2 separate regions of the Homo sapiens genome follow, and region 1 is linked to region 2. Evidence: chromatin loops called from intact Hi-C (ENCODE). Cell type or tissue: B cell. All regions are shown on one strand.

Region 1 (2,500 bases), 69 kb after region 2:
TTCTCCCTGTGACAAGTCCAGGCTTCCTTTGGGCCCAGGTGTCAGGGACAGCAGATTCTCTGGAGCAGGTCTGGGCCCTCCCCCCTGATTCCTGCCCAATATGGGAGGTGGGAGACTCCTTTCTCTTAGGTCCAGCAGGAAGTTGGCGGGGCCCAAGCACTGTAAGGCACAGCATTTGAGGAGCTGAGAAGAGGGGTGAGAATTTAGCTGGAAAGGAGTTGCTGCAAGGCCATTCCCGGCAGGGCACAGCACCCATCTACCAACGAAGCTGTTGCAGCCAAGGCTCCTGCCCGTGGGGCCAGGGGGATTATTCCTGGGCCTCTGGAGGCTGGGTGGGTGGTCACAGGGCTGTGCTGCAGAGACACCTGTTGGCCTCTGGGTTGGCTCCTGCCCACACAGGCTACTGACCCACTCTTTGTTTTCTGATTTGCTTTCACGCCAGGGTCTCAGTACAGCCACCAAGGACACCTACGACGCCCTTCACATGCAGGCCCTGCCCCCTCGCTAACAGCCAGGGGATTTCACCACTCAAAGGCCAGACCTGCAGACGCCCAGATTATGAGACACAGGATGAAGCATTTACAACCCGGTTCACTCTTCTCAGCCACTGAAGTATTCCCCTTTATGTACAGGATGCTTTGGTTATATTTAGCTCCAAACCTTCACACACAGACTGTTGTCCCTGCACTCTTTAAGGGAGTGTACTCCCAGGGCTTACGGCCCTGGCCTTGGGCCCTCTGGTTTGCCGGTGGTGCAGGTAGACCTGTCTCCTGGCGGTTCCTCGTTCTCCCTGGGAGGCGGGCGCACTGCCTCTCACAGCTGAGTTGTTGAGTCTGTTTTGTAAAGTCCCCAGAGAAAGCGCAGATGCTAGCACATGCCCTAATGTCTGTATCACTCTGTGTCTGAGTGGCTTCACTCCTGCTGTAAATTTGGCTTCTGTTGTCACCTTCACCTCCTTTCAAGGTAACTGTACTGGGCCATGTTGTGCCTCCCTGGTGAGAGGGCCGGGCAGAGGGGCAGATGGAAAGGAGCCTAGGCCAGGTGCAACCAGGGAGCTGCAGGGGCATGGGAAGGTGGGCGGGCAGGGGAGGGTCAGCCAGGGCCTGCGAGGGCAGCGGGAGCCTCCCTGCCTCAGGCCTCTGTGCCGCACCATTGAACTGTACCATGTGCTACAGGGGCCAGAAGATGAACAGACTGACCTTGATGAGCTGTGCACAAAGTGGCATAAAAAACATGTGGTTACACAGTGTGAATAAAGTGCTGCGGAGCAAGAGGAGGCCGTTGATTCACTTCACGCTTTCAGCGAATGACAAAATCATCTTTGTGAAGGCCTCGCAGGAAGACCCAACACATGGGACCTATAACTGCCCAGCGGACAGTGGCAGGACAGGAAAAACCCGTCAATGTACTAGGATACTGCTGCGTCATTACAGGGCACAGGCCATGGATGGAAAACGCTCTCTACTCTGCTTTTTTTCTACTGTTTTAATTTATACTGGCATGCTAAAGCCTTCCTATTTTGCATAATAAATGCTTCAGTGAAAATGCAGCTTTACTAAGCTTTATTTCAGCAGTCAAGCTTGTAATGGCAATTTAGTCATCAGTAAATCAGCAGGTTGCCCTTGGGGGAGGAGGGGAGCAAAACTGCTGATTCTCAGGAGAGAACAGGACAGTTCCTGGGAACGAGCACATGAGCACAGGTGCATCCTGCGGCCCGGAATGCGGCAATATGGGTGGTGTCACACACGGCAAGTGGGCCGGGCATCCCGGCTGGGTGGCTGTGCCTTAGACAGAGAGAGTGGGGCTTGGTGCAATACAATGTGTCAGGATGGGCCCAGTCTTATGCCAGAAACAGAGAGGGCTATGGGAAAGGAGCCCTGCAGCACGGCACCAGCTTGTCAGGTGCAGGAAAACAAGCGCGAAAGGCTGGCCTGGCACCCAGGCATCAGAATAGACAGCGTGTGAGCAGAAGGTGTCCGGAAGTTATGCACAGCAGCTGACGCCACAGTGCAAAATGTCTCAGTGCATAGGGTTTGAGGGAGGGATGGAGAACAAGTCTTTTAGGCGTTTCTCTCACAAAAGGTGGCCCTGTCCCTAGCAGTGTTTCCTCTAACTGCAGTGGCTATATATAGGGCCCCAATTCAACAAGCCCACCAACTAATATTGTGTAAAGACTGAAATCTATACCTTGACATTTTCAAAAAGGAAATCCAAGACCATGACTGTTAAAGCCCCTGAAAATTTGGGATTCCAACAGGAGCCACGCACATCATCACTAGGCATATTTAACAATTCACAGGCAACTCATAAGGAGAAGGCATTTGATTTGTAACTCAGCCTCAGGGGAATTCTGCTACTCACTGGGCTTTTAAAACTGAAATCTGGTTCATCTATTAGTGAAAGAGAGTGCCTCTCACATCGAGGGCTTGTGCTAGACCAAGTTTCAAGGTCAGCTGACATATATACAGGCTGTGTGACCTGGATGGCTGGTTTGAAAAGT
Region 2 (2,500 bases):
GGCATGCCTGTAATCCCAGCTACTCGGGAGGCTGAGGCAGGAGAATGGCTTGAACCCGGGAGGCGGAGGTTGTGGTGAGCCGAGATCGCGCCATTGCACTCCAGCCTGGGCAACAAGTGCAAAACTCGGTCAAAAAAAAAAAAAAAAAAAAGAACAATAGGATCAGAAGTCGGATGGCTGGGTCCATATATACCTCCACCTCTTCTGACTCCCAGTTTTCCATCTCTGTTTGAAAATGAGTCTGTAAGCCTCTCCCCACCTCTGCCTGTTCCCATCCCATAGCACCAGGCTGACTTAGGCAGCCACACAGCTGGGATGGGAAGTTGGCCTCAGTGAGCAGATGGTACAGGGGCTGAGCTTAAAACAAAAATCACAAACATTTCTTGGGGGGTATCCTCAAGGCCGATAACCCTCTTACTAGAGTGAAATGGAAAACCAAATGTGATTGAGCTGCCTGAGCGATAAAAGCATTTGCTGTTATTCTCTGATTTGCTCTGTTCATGGAGAGTTTAGTCATAGGAGTTTCTATTCTCAGAAACTCACAGCACATCACAATACGTAGCTCATTTGTCCTCAAAATAATTCTGCCCTGCATAAATGGGTGTGTGTGTAGGGGGGTGGTAATTATAAGAAACCATGTGTGTTAGAATTGATGTCAGTGCTTTGAGATCATCAGATAAAAGCTAATAAACAACACATATGTGTACAGGCCACCTCTCTAATTCATACCAGAAGCGCTGGTTGTAATCAAAGCATGGCATATTTTATTTTAAACTATTTTATAAATAACCTTTGAAACTGTGTTGATTGTGAAAGCCAAGATCTGATGTCCTGTTAAGGAAAGATGAAAATAGGCTAGAATTAAAGAGCAATATGAGTCTGGATAAAAGTGACAGGAATTACTGTAGGACAATAAAGCATTGGGTCATGTCAAGTTTTCATCACATGGAGAATGGAAAGCTGCATCATAAATGCTCTCCACCTAATCATCCTGAGCATTCTCATTTTAGTGCGATATATTGTCCTCTTGGAAGCAATAATCTCATTTAGGTCATGAGTAAAATAAGTTGGGTTCAGCGTTTCCATTTCAAGATATAGAGAATATTTCTCCAGTGCAGCATAAGAAATAGAATATCACCCAGGAGAAGCTTTACATAGGCAGTGATAATGTGGAAAAATCTAATAAAGAGAACCCACGTGCCCCAGGGAGGAGAAGCCCTCTGTGTGTGTGATTGTCGTCAGGTGAGCAGTTATGGCACACTTTGTAGTTTTGCCAGTGCTTTTATGTAAATTACTGTATGCAAAATCCACAGCCCTCGGGGATGTGTGGGTATGGCCTCTGTTACTGACAGAGGAACTGAAACTTCAAGAAGGCAAGTGATTTGCTCAAGATTGGTTATCAGTAGAGTTGGGGTTTGAATTCCATTCTTCTGGATTCAAATCTAAGCTCTCCCTCTGCACAGTTACATGTGGGCAGGCTGTGCATGCATATCTGTGGCCTGGAGGAGTGGGGTGAGTAACCTTACAGGAAGGAATACCCTGCACTAAAATTTGCACCTAAGCTTCCATTATTACGCCTACTTTTCATTTTCTGTTTGTTTTCCTCTTAGAGGTTAAATTTTCCATTCCTGATTTTAACCCAAAGAAAGGCTAAGTAAATTCCAGGGGCCACTCTTGAATAAGGGCAGCTGGAAAAAAATACACAATGCCCACCATCTAGCTTAACAGGATGTGGACACCTTCAGTCGTGGCTAAATCTATACAGTTTAACCCTAGCAACAATTTCCCAGAAATAAAACAGCTGCTCTTTCTGGTATTTGGTTAGTCTCCAGCTGGGTCAAGTCCCTCTTGATCGAATGCTTGGAGCAGGGTTTCTCGACCTCTGCACTAAAACACCTGGGGCCAGATAATTCTCTGTGGCTGTGGGCACCAGGGAGGCTGTTCTGTGCATTGTAGAATGTTGAGCAGCATCCCTGACCTCTACCCACTAGATGACAGTAGCACTCCCCAAGTTGTGACAACTCAAAATATCTTTAGACGTTGCCAAATGTTTCCTGGGGGCAAAATCTGCCCCTGGTTGAGAACCAGTGGATTGGAGTCATCATTTGTGTTGATCAATCACTCCGTGATGATTAGGCCATGATGGACAATTCAGGCTGACTTTATTTTGCTCATTAGGTTGACCAGAAGACTGGCAATTGATCCACTGCTAAGCACTTTCCTGACACAAGCTGAAATGATGTCCTCAGGAGCCCCGTGTGCGCATGGCTTTTGGGATGGTTCTTCCCAAGGAGGACAGCCGTAAACCATAGAAAGCAACCACTTGACTCTGGGTGTCCCTGGTTTGCAAGTGCCTCTTGTGTCCGCCATCTGCATTTCTGTCTAGATGGTAAGGTTGAGGGAGGTCAGTTTCAGCAGAAAGTGCAAAGAGCATAGATTCATGAGGCAATCAGACCTAAATTAAAGTTTTGGCTTTATCACTACCCAGCAACGTGATCTT

The links. Peaks named below come from ENCODE experiments on the same cell type or tissue, not always from the same donor. Only the 100,000 strongest peaks of a DNase experiment are listed, where the experiment ranks them.
Region 1: a loop joins it to region 2, with 10 times the contacts of the local background. A loop is called at or near these places in 7 of 110 quality-filtered maps.

The regions. Positions count from the first base shown.
Region 1 is chr1:167,429,689-167,432,188 of GRCh38, reverse strand. CD247 (CD247 molecule) reads left to right here. Exons shown (of 8, transcript NM_198053.3): 8 at 443-1,549. The coding sequence ends at 508. Among named protein-coding and RNA genes, the nearest start is that of CD247, 88 kb to the left of the region's middle. RefSeq lists silencers at 242-301, 1,072-1,121 and enhancers at 572-641, 762-861, 613-1,519, 1,792-1,981, 1,520-2,426. In B cell, no CTCF peak of the experiment used is centred here; DNase peaks (open chromatin) are centred at 768 and 1,538; H3K4me3 peaks cover 817 bases; H3K27ac peaks cover 2,500 bases.
Region 2 is chr1:167,498,705-167,501,204 of GRCh38, reverse strand. The region is part of intron 1 of CD247 (CD247 molecule); the gene reads left to right. Among named protein-coding and RNA genes, the nearest start is that of CD247, 19 kb to the left of the region's middle. In B cell, no CTCF peak of the experiment used is centred here; DNase peaks (open chromatin) are centred at 499 and 1,314; H3K4me3 peaks cover 1,287 bases; H3K27me3 peaks cover 652 bases.